Linked DNA regions of Homo sapiens: region 1 is linked to region 2. The links are chromatin contacts, found by Hi-C or POLR2A ChIA-PET in ENCODE. All regions are on one chromosome and are shown on one strand. Each heading gives the region's core, a stretch centred on a gene start or an enhancer-like site at or near the end of the contact. The rest is flanking DNA. Distances are from core to core; before and after follow the strand shown.

Evidence for each region. A loop is a pair of places that touch in the nucleus more often than their neighbours do. ChIA-PET counts read pairs that join two places held with the same protein, here RNA polymerase II (POLR2A). Pooled maps may share reads with other maps.
Region 1: a loop to region 2 is called in a map of B cell, with 22 times the contacts of the local background. The contact joins the promoter of ZNF236-DT here to the promoter of CYB5A in region 2. A Hi-C loop is called at or near these places in 4 of 168 maps with a recorded cell type or tissue (B cell, CD4-positive, alpha-beta T cell and naive thymus-derived CD4-positive, alpha-beta T cell), 1 of 37 single-sample maps with no recorded cell type and 10 of 50 pooled maps. POLR2A ChIA-PET finds 5 or more read pairs at or near these places in 1 of 52 experiments (GM10248).

The regions. Positions count from the first base shown.
Region 1 is chr18:76,820,658-76,825,832 of GRCh38, reverse strand. It overlaps ZNF236-DT (ZNF236 divergent transcript), which reads left to right and starts at 3,538. Exons shown (of 3, transcript NR_040024.1): 1 at 3,538-3,817. It overlaps ZNF236 (zinc finger protein 236), which reads right to left and starts at 3,276. Exons shown (of 31, transcript NM_001306089.2): 1 at 3,171-3,276. The coding sequence starts at 3,225. RefSeq lists silencers at 2,645-3,384, 3,505-3,694 and enhancers at 3,765-3,874, 3,915-3,994.
Region 2 is chr18:74,290,285-74,295,463 of GRCh38, reverse strand. CYB5A (cytochrome b5 type A) reads left to right here and starts at 3,501. Exons shown (of 5, transcript NM_148923.4): 1 at 3,501-3,717. The coding sequence starts at 3,589. RefSeq lists enhancers at 2,413-2,582, 2,942-3,001, 3,291-3,460, 3,540-3,709, 4,315-4,922.

The sequences.
Region 1 (5,175 bases), core at 2,289-4,788, 2.5 Mb before region 2:
TCAAGACCAGCCTGGGCAACATTGTGAAACCCCATCTCTATTTAAAACAAAACAAAAAAAAAGAGGCCCTAGAAGCCTTCTAGTTTATGTAAGTTATATCTATTGATGTTTGTCCTATTAGAAATTAAAACTAAGCAATTTTTAAAATATTTACTTATTTAAAATGTCTACTACACATTAACATAATTATTTTTATGAAAAATATGTCTTCCCCAAAAATAGTTAAGAATGGTTTTCATTTTTACAAATCTTTGTAATGTCTCGATTAACAGAAGACAGTTGGATTGTCATATCTATTCTGCATTTTCTCTGGTGCAACCTGTTCTTCTTGACTGTGATACATGAAGGTAATACAGCCTCACTCTTAGGCACCGCCACCACCACCTAGATTCGTGCTAAGATGTCAGCAGTTGTGCCAACAACTGCTTTTGTACAATTAGTGCAAAAATTAACAGAGTGAAAAAGCCTAACAGTCTTAGTCTATGATATTTACCTTACAGAAGCCTGAAAACATCTCAGGGAACCCCCAGGGGTCCAGGAACCACAGTTTGAGAACCACTTTGCTACAGGAGGACTGGTGTTCAGAAGGGAAAGGTAACTTTTAAGCAGGTTTGAGGAAGGCCTCTCTGAAGACGCTAAATCACTTGGAGCCACAAGACTAGCAAAAAGTGCTTCTCAGACTAGGAAATGGCAAATGCCCTAAGACAAAAACTAATGTGGCATCAAGGAACACAAAAGACTGCATGCCAGAGCAAGGAAAGAGAGAAGAGTCAGACAAGGCCCGATCAACAGGATCCTGGAGGAATGGGTTTCTGTTAAAGGGATGAGGAAGCCAATGCACGCTTTTAATCAGGGTGTAGCCATCTGATTTACATTTAACAAGTTCATCCACGCTGACAAGTGACAGATTTATTTACAGGAGCCCAGGACTAGCAGGGCCCAGGAAGGGGGCTCCTGCAGCTCTCCAGCCCGGAGAGGGAGGCTGGGTCAGAGGGTATCTCTGGAGATGGAAAGAGGAGGGCCCACTGGAAATACATTCCCGAGGTAGAAGCTGCAACACTAAATTAGGAAGTGTGTTGGGGGATAAAAGAAATAGAATAATTCTTGAGGCCTGAGGGTGAAACACCAGGTGGACAGGGATACCATCGGTGAGATGGGGATACTGGGGGAATGGGTGCCCCGCCTGTGGCCGTGGAAATTTTACATTCTTTCTCTATCCTAAGCCTTCTTCCAAGTAACTGAGACACTGCACCTTACATTATTTTTGGCAGATGGCATACTAACAAAACAATTAAACTAACGAAATAAGGTCAAGGCCAAAACTCAAAAGCGGGAGAGGCAACAAAGACTTCCTTAAAGGCCAGACACCATCAACCATTAATCAAAATTCTGAGCACTGCTGTTATCCAACTACAAATCTGCATACCTGGGTCATGGTGCAGCCAACATCTCTCCAGCAGCCCACAAAGGCCCATGAGGTGTGCGAAAGCTCGCTGAAACGCCTGTTGGTCACCAACGTTTCCGTAATGTGCACGTGTGTTAACTCTACCAAGTGCAATCACGACAAGAATTCCTGGTTTGGTGTGGCCTATGAATAAGTTTACATTGATTCCTACCCATTACCTCTTTCTTCCTAAACACAAAATTAACACAATCCTTTGTAGTTTCCAGGCCCGACCTTTCTCTGGGGCACCTGTGTTGTTTGGTCACAAGCTCTTTAATGAGCCTCAGTTTACTCATCCCCAAGAAAAGGGGAACACTTGAGTCACTAAGCTAAACAGTTAAATAAAAATCAACGGCAGTCAAGGTATAACCCACCGACTCCCATAGGGAGTCCTAGGCGCCCACTCCCCCTTAGAACCCCCTTCAAAACCCTTTCCAAACGCGGAGCGCCGCTCCAGTTGCACGGGTGACCAGGACCAGGGACCAGGCCTGCAGGGGGAGACTCGCGTCCAAGGCCGCACGGGAACCACGGCGCCCGCGAGAAAAAGCGCGGCGCCCCCTACCCCACTGCCCTCGACCTGGGAACCGCGGCACCGGCGAGTGCGCCCCGATCCCCCTGCGCAGGAAAGTCCGTTCCTCAAGCTCCGGGCTGGGGCTTTGGAAGGCAAGTCAATTCCTGACTGCTGGAAGGGCCAGGGTCTGGGGGTGCCCGGTTGTGTGTCTGCCTGCTCTTAAATTCTGGGCCTTTCTCCTTCCTTGGAAAACAAAATCTGAGTTATTTCATGACTTTAGCAAAGTACCATGGAGAATAAATTACTGGGGAAAACACTTCCTGACGCCTACTGTGTGCACGATCTAGCGCTCCCCACATAACACTGATGCCTACTGTATGCACGACCCACAGCGCTCTCCAGAAGCTCCAGGTTCAAGCTACCCGGATCACAATGGTGCCTACTGTTTGCACGACCCACAGCGCTCTCCAGATGCCCAGGGTTCCAGCCCCCCGGATCACAATGGCGCCTACTGTATGCACTACCCACAGCGTCTGCAGAGGCTCAGGGTTCAAGTTCCCGGATCACAATGGCGCCTACTGTATGCACGCCCCACAGCGCGCCCCAGATAACACTGGAGCACACTGTGTGCACGACCCTGCGCTTCCCGGACAACGCTGGCGCCTACTGTGTGCACGACCCCGCGCTCCACGGCCTCCCTGTGGGCCGAGCCCAACGTCCCCGGGGCAGCCGGCGCCGCGCAGGGTCGGGCGGGGGCGCCGTCCGGGAGGAGCCCGGGGCGCGGTATCCGCAGGCCCGGGCTCTGGCCAGGCCGCCTCCCCAGCGCGCCCCGCGGCCCTCCGGCCCCGGGACGGAACACGGGGCGGCCACTTTCCCTCAAGTTCAGCGCGGGCCGCGGCAGGGCCAGCGGGGGCAGGGCGCGCGCAGGAGGCGGCCGCCTGCTCCCTCACCCGCCTCCCGCCTCCCGCCTCAGCCGCCGCCCGGCCCAGGAAAGTAGGCCCAGCGCGCGGAGGGGCCGGGCGGCGACTCGCCCGTATCATTCCGCCCGCGCTGCGGCCCGCCCGGCCAGTCGGCGGCGGCGGCGGCCCGGGTCTGCGCGGCCCCCGCCCCCGCCCCGCCGCTCCCGGCGCCCCCCGCGCCGCATCCGGGGACTGGCAGGGCGCGGGCCCCGCACCGGCCGCCGGCGGGGCGCGAGGGCGCGGCCGCGGGCCTTACCGGAGTCGCCGCGCGCCTTGCTCTCCCTGGGCTTCGGGGGGCGGCCCCGCGGCATCGTCGGCGGCCCGGCTCGCACCCACACCCACTCACACTCACACTCACACTCACACGCGGCGGCGGGGGCGCGCACGCGCGGGCACCGGGGCGGGGGCGCGCCCAGCCGGCGCTAGAGGCGGGCGGAGCTGCCCGGCGGCGGGCGGCCCGGTCCGAGCGCCGCCGGGCTCACGGGGGAAAGGCGCCTGAACGCGCGCACCGGAGCGCTCGAACCGCGCCGGCCTTGGCAGGTTCCATGGCCCGCGGGCCGCGGTGGGGGCGTTGGGCGCGGGCGCGGGCGCGGTGGGGGCGGGGGCGGCGGCGGGGCGCATGCGCGGCGCCGCGGGGCCTTAGCGGACGGAGGGGAGCGCGGGGGTCACCGGGCCGGGCCGGCAGCCCTAGAGCTCGGCCTGGCGGGGACCCTGGGCCAGCCCCGCGCCTCCGTGGCCCGGGCGTCTCGTGCGTGTCCGCGAACTCGCGTGCGCGCGTCACCTCGGACCGCAGCATGGCTCGGAGGGCGGCCCTACTCGCGCCGCCCTAGTGCTGCGAAGGGCCTCGGAGCCCAAACCCGGAACCGCCATCTGGGACTGGGAAGACGACATGGCCAGAAGCCGGTAATGTTCCTTTCCCTGGGGGCAGTGCATTAAAATGGACCATTTCACGTGTGCTGGTCTTGTGTGTTGTTGCCTGCGCTAACTTACACGAAGTGGCAACAGGAACAGGCAGCGCAGCACCCGAGCGCCGGGTGGAGAGGCCGGCCGAGCCCGGGGAAAGCGACCTTACTCTGTCACCTGGGCTGGAGTGCAGTGGCGCAAATTAAAGTGTGCAGTTTGATACATCTTGACACATGTATACACTGTGAAACCATCATCACAATCAACAGTGAAGATGTTCCTCCCGTCTCTCTGTAACCCTTTCCTCTCTCCCTCCTTCCCTCCTCCCCCTCCCACCCATCTGCTTTTTGTCACTATAGTTTGAATTTCCTGGAGTTTTTAAATATCTTTTTATACAGACTGGGTCTCGCTTGCTCTGTCACCCAGGCGGGAGTGCAGTGACACGATCGGGACCCACTGTAGCCTCAAACTCCTGCCCTTAAGCAATCCAACTGCTTCAGCCTCCCGAGTAGCTGAGACTGCAGGTGAGGACCGCCATGTCTAGCTTTTTGTTTTTTTTTAAACATATGGGGTCTCTCTGTGTTGCCCAGCCTGCTCTGGAACTCCTAGCTTCAATTGACCCTCTGCCTCAGCCTCCCAAAGTGTTGGGATTGCAGATGTGAGCCACTGTGCCCAACCTGTTTTTCTTGGTGTTTTATATAAATGGAATTGTATCGCACGTAATCTTTAGGGAAGTGGGGGCTGTTCATTGAGCATAATTATGTTGGAATTCATCTATATATTGATAAATATTTTAAGTGCTTTTTATTGCTGAGCGGTGTCTAGGAGTCATTCTTGCTTACCCTTTCCCACTGCAGCCTTCACTCAATCTCATCAAAGATCTAGCTCCAATATATAAACCAAATCCAAGCCATTCCCACGTATATTACCCCTGAGCCATGCTCTCTCACCTAGATTACAGATACAGCCTAGTACCTGGTCATCCTCCAATCAGTTTTGTCTACAGCCATGCGAGTCTTCTCTCTATGCCTTAAATAAGACAAATGTATTCCAGCTCTTTTGAATATTTCCAATTGTGAAATGTTCCTCTTTATTTCTAATAATGCTTGCTATTGTCAACTTTGCCTCATATGTAAATAACACCACCAGCTTTCTTTCCTGTGTGTACCTTTAGAGTTAAGTGAGTTTAAGAAGTGTGTGTGTGGCCGGGCGCGGTGGCTCACGCCTGTAATGCCAGCACTTTGAGAGGCCGAGGCGGGCGGATTACGAGGTCAGGAGATTGAGACCATCCTGGCTAACACGGTGAAACCCCATCCCTACTAAAAATACAAAAAAAAAAAAAAAAAAAACTTGGCCGG
Region 2 (5,179 bases), core at 2,252-4,751:
AGTGATAACAGGCTTTAATTCTTTTAAAGCGTGCTGTGGGATGGGATATTGGTGTTGAGCAGGGTAAGGGTGATTAGGTTTTAATGGGATGGTAAGGGGTGCATGATCAGTTGCCAAGGAGGGAGTAGAGATGTCTCATACTTGTGGATTAAGGTGAGGAGATACAAGGAAAATATGTGAAGGAGGCTTTGAACTGGGAAAAAGGGTGACAATGAGGTGTGGCTGTAGCCTAGGAATAGTCAGGGAAGCAGATAATTTAGTTAAAATGCCTCGACCTAATAAGGGAACTGGGCAGGCGGGAATAACTAAAAAGGAGCGCATAAAAGAATACTGTCCCAGTTGGCACCAGAATTGGGGAGTTTTAAGAGGTTTAGAAGCCTGGCCGTCAATACCCACAACTGTTATGGAGGCAAGGGAAAGAGGCCCTTGAAAAGAAGGTAATGTGCAGTGGATAGCCTCCGTATTAAGAAGGGGATGGACTCATCCTCCACTGTAAGAGTTACCTAAAGCATCTATCATGGTCCAGGAGGCTTCCAAGGCGATCGGGCAGTGTCAGTCTTCAGCCACTAAGCCGAGAAGATCTGGGAAGGAGTCAGTCAGTGAGCCTTGCGCCAGAGTTCCAGGAACTCTAGGAATGGCTGCCAGGTGAGTTGGACAGTCCAATTTCCAGTGGGGTCCTGCACAGATGGGACATTGCTTAGGAGGAATCCGGGCTGCAGACATTCCTTGGCCCAGTGGCCACATTTTCAGTACTTGAAGCAAGATCCTGGGGTAGGAGGTCTTGGAAGAACGCCTGGCCACTGCGGTTTAGGCGTTTTGAAATTCTTGTATGCTGGAGATGTGGCTGAAGTTTCTCTCACAGCAGAGGCAAGTAATTGCCACTCTTCTCTATTATTGTACACCTTGAAGGCAAGGTTAAGTCCTGTTGTGGGGTTTGAGGGCTGGAATCCAATTTTTGGAGCTTTTTCTAACGTCAGGAGTGGGTTGGGTAATAAAATGCATACTGAGAATAAGACGGCCTTCTGGCCTCTCTGGGTCTAGGGCGGTAAGGCGTTTAAGGGTTGTTGCCAAACGGGCCATGAACTGGGCTGGGGTTTTATATTTGATGAAAAAGAGCCTAACTGTTTTGGGAGAGGTCGGATAAAGAAAACAGGAGCAACAACCTTGACTATGCCTTTAGCTCCAGCCACCTCTTTAAGAGGAAATTGTTGGGCAGGTGGGGTAGGGCTAGTCAAGGAACAAAACCATAAGCCGGACTAGGTGTGAGGAGGGGAAGTGATAGAAGGATTATAGAGTGGGGGAACAGAGGCTGCGGAAGAATTGGGACCTGGCTCAGCCCGGCGAGCAGGGGAGAGGTCAGATGGCTCCACAGAAAAGGAGGATTCAAAGTACTCAGAGCTTGGGGTGGAGACCGAAGGAACACACAGGAGAGAAAGAAGAAAGATTTGGGATGAGTCGCATTGGGAGCAGAGACTAGGGCGGGACTGATGTGTAGAAGAATGCCTGGATGTCAGGAACCTCAGACCATTTGCCCATTTTACGACAAGAATTATCTAGATCTTGTAGGGTGGAGAAATTGAAAGTGCCATTTTCTGGCTATTTGGAACCACTGTCAAGTTTGTATTGGGGTCAGGTGGTATTGCAGAAGAAAATAAGGTGTTTAGGTTTTAGGTCAGGCGAGAGTTGAAGAGGTTTTAAGTTCTTGAGAACACAGGCTAAGGGAGAAGAAGGAGGAATGGAGGGTGGAAGGTTGCCCATAGTGAAGGAGGCAAGCCCAGAGAAAAGAGAGGGCAGAGACACAGGGGGGGTCGGTACTTGACACCAAGGTGAAGGATCAAGGCAGGTGTCCCTGTGGTGATCAGACACCTCTGAAATGTGGGTGAATAATCAGGCAGGCATCCCTGCAGTGATTAAACACCAAGGGAAGACTGTCTTCTCGAGTCCGTGACCAGTGCCGGAGTTTTGGGTTCACGGATAAAACACATCTCCTCTGTCTCTATCAGAAAAGGAAAGGAACTGAAATTAAGGGAAGGGATAGATTGAAGGGTGGTGCCAAAATTGAAAGGAGAAAGAGGTTGAGAGATAGTGAGAGAGGTTGGAGAAGAGAGTAAAAAGAAGCTGCTTACCCAATTTAAAATTGGTGAGATGTTCCTGGAGCTGGTTGGTCTGAGGACCCGAGGTTGTAGGTGGATCTTTCTCACAGAGCAAAGAGCAGGAGGACAGGTGACTGTCTTATCAGTTAAGGCAGGAACCGGCCATTTTCACTTCTTTTGTGATTCTTCAGTTGCTTCAGCATTTTCACTTCTTTTGTGATTCTTCAGTTGCTTCAGGCCATCTGGATGTATATGTGCAGGCTTGGGCTCAGAGGCCTGACATGCGTGTGTTTTGTGTTTTTCTGGATAGGCATGCATTCCTATGGAGGAGGTAAGCAGGGGGAAGGGAGCTCACATTCATCAGACACCTAGTATGTGTAGGAACCTTCTGCATCCCTGGAAGGATGGATGACCCCACATGTGAAACCTCTCGTGTGGTTCTTTTTGGAATTAACTACCATTGCTGAAAAGGGCCTACATAAAATATCAAATTTTAACATGCTGGAATTTTTCTTTATTTTTTTTCTCCTTCAAACATTTGTAGCTCTTTATATGTGGTATTTCCTCTGTGTCAGAAGGGAAAGAGGGTGCCCTTTGGGGAAGTTCTCTTCCAGACTCCTAGAAGAGAATCTGATTTACCTTAAATGCACAAACAAGGCCTTGCCATGTCACTGGCCAACCGCAGACAAACTACTTCAGTCACAGAAATAATTTGGACACTTTTGCTTTTTAAGGAAAAGATGATTTCCCTGGATTTTTTTCCTGTGAGGACGAGGCATTCCAAAACCCCAGCGGGGTCAGGCACAGTTCGCCAACTTTATGTTTTGGGGGGCAGCGCATTTGCTTCCCGAAGTGAGTTGCGAAACCGTTTTCTAGCGCGCACGGGGCTTTCATCTCTTCCGTGCATGCGAACGGCTTTCCGAGATGCCCCCTTTATGGGCTTGGCCATCGCTACTTTTGTTACAAATTAACGTCTGGGACTCGGACTGCTGCCAATAGGAAACTCCCGCGATTCGCTGCCTAGTTCGCCGCCCTCACAAGACTGGACTCTGCACAGGCCATCCATGCCCGCTGGTGCACCTCGCTCTCTCGCACGCTTAACCCGCGGGGACGCCCCCGACCTCCCACCTCAGCCCTCGCCACAGTTAGTCCCGCCCTTCCGCGCAGACTCCGTGGAGTCCTGTCACGCTCTCCGCGCGCTGCGGCAGCCGGGAGATTGTGAAGGGCACCTCCGGCAGCCAATTAACACCCGCATACTGGGCGGGACCACGCTTGGGCAGGCGGAGGGGGTCGACCGAAGGCGGGGACTTTTGAGTGACAAGGATGATGGCCAACCGTCGGAGGCCCTTCTACTGCGCCCCGCCCCTGAGCCGGCCGCCCAGCCCCCAGTGGGGTTCCCGGCGCGGGGAATGTCCCGGGTGGAGCTGGCTGAGTCGCGCGCTCTGCTCCACCCGACGGGGCTGTGTGTGCTGGGCCTGGCTCGCGGCGAACCGAGATGGCAGAGCAGTCGGACGAGGCCGTGAAGTACTACACCCTAGAGGAGATTCAGAAGCACAACCACAGCAAGAGCACCTGGCTGATCCTGCACCACAAGGTGTACGATTTGACCAAATTTCTGGAAGAGGTGAGTTGGGGATGAGCGGCTTGGGGCGCAGGGAGCGTGGGCCGGGTTTGGGGGTTCACTGGCATGACCTGTCTTTCGCGGCCCGGAGTCCGCATACCTACGCCTAGGCGCGCCCCCCGAGTTCGCTCACCTGCGCGTGTACGCCTGGGCGCGCTTCCGAGTCCGCACACCTGCGCGTGCAAGCCTGGGCGCCCCCCACCGCCCCAAGTCCGCACACCTGCGCGCTCACACCTGGGAGCGCTCCCCGAGTCCGCACACCTGCTAGTGTACACCTGGGCGCTCTCCTCGAGTCCGCACACCTGCGCGTGCACACCTGGGGAGCGCTCCCTGAGTCCGCACACCTGCGCGTGTACACCTGGGAGCGCTCCCCGAATCCGTACACCTGCGCGTGCACACCTGGGAGCGCCCTGCGCGGCGGCATCCTCGCTAGGTGGTGCTGGAGCAGCCTTCCGGGGATAGCGCGCAGCCATGCGGGGGATTTAAATGATCCCTTTCTCCCTTGAGTTTGAATAGAAGGGTGTCCTTCCAGGACCGGCGGCATTCCCGCAGTGGCCGGCTGGAGACCACCCACCCCGAGAGCTGCGGATCCCGCCGGAGGGGACCCCAAGTGCGGAGGTCGGGTGTGGTCCGGGCCTGCGCTTCCCGCGGCAGCCACTGGCCGACCTTGCGGTCCACACCCACTCGCGTTCGCGTTCACCTGGAAGAGGCTCGGTGTTAATTAACCTTTTCCAGTCACGCCTTGGCAGCCAGGTGCCGTGCTTGACTCCTGAGACCGCGGTGTGTGGCTGGAGCAAGAACACAGAGGCCAGGCAGAGCAGCGGACGTTCTGCGTGGGACTCGCCCCTAACAGCTTTGGAAGGTGTAATAGGAAACGTTGGTTAACTTGAAGACATTCCTTTGATAAGATTCTTTGCATTCGGTTATAATTTTTGCCGCACACGCTAAGGGGCGCTTTTGGTGATTGTCTTAGATCCTCTGGAAGTGTTTTACTACTTTTGGGGGAGTCTCAATCATAAATCTTAACGCATGCTCACGCCCCCTCCCAATAATGAGAAGGTTTAGTGATGGGAATTTTTTACATAGTCGGGGAGCAGGGGACAAAAATAGATGCCTGGTCTGAGCTGGATCACAGTTTATATCAGAGGACTTTGTTTTTGCAGAAAATGTTAAAATCAAAAGGCCTGTTTTAAAAAATGAGGCTGGGCCAAGCACGGTGGCTCACACATGTAATCCCAGCACTTTGGGAGGCTGAGGCGGGTGGATCACTTGAGTCTAGGAGTTCGAGACCAGCTTGACCAACATGGCGAAACCCCATCTCTAACCAAAATACCAAAATTAGCCAGGCCTGGCGGGGCACGCCTGTAGTCCCAGCTACTCGGGAGGCTGAGACAGGAGAATCCCTTAAACCTGGGAGGCAGAGGTTGCAGTGAGCCGAAATCGCACCACTTTGCTCCAGCCTGGG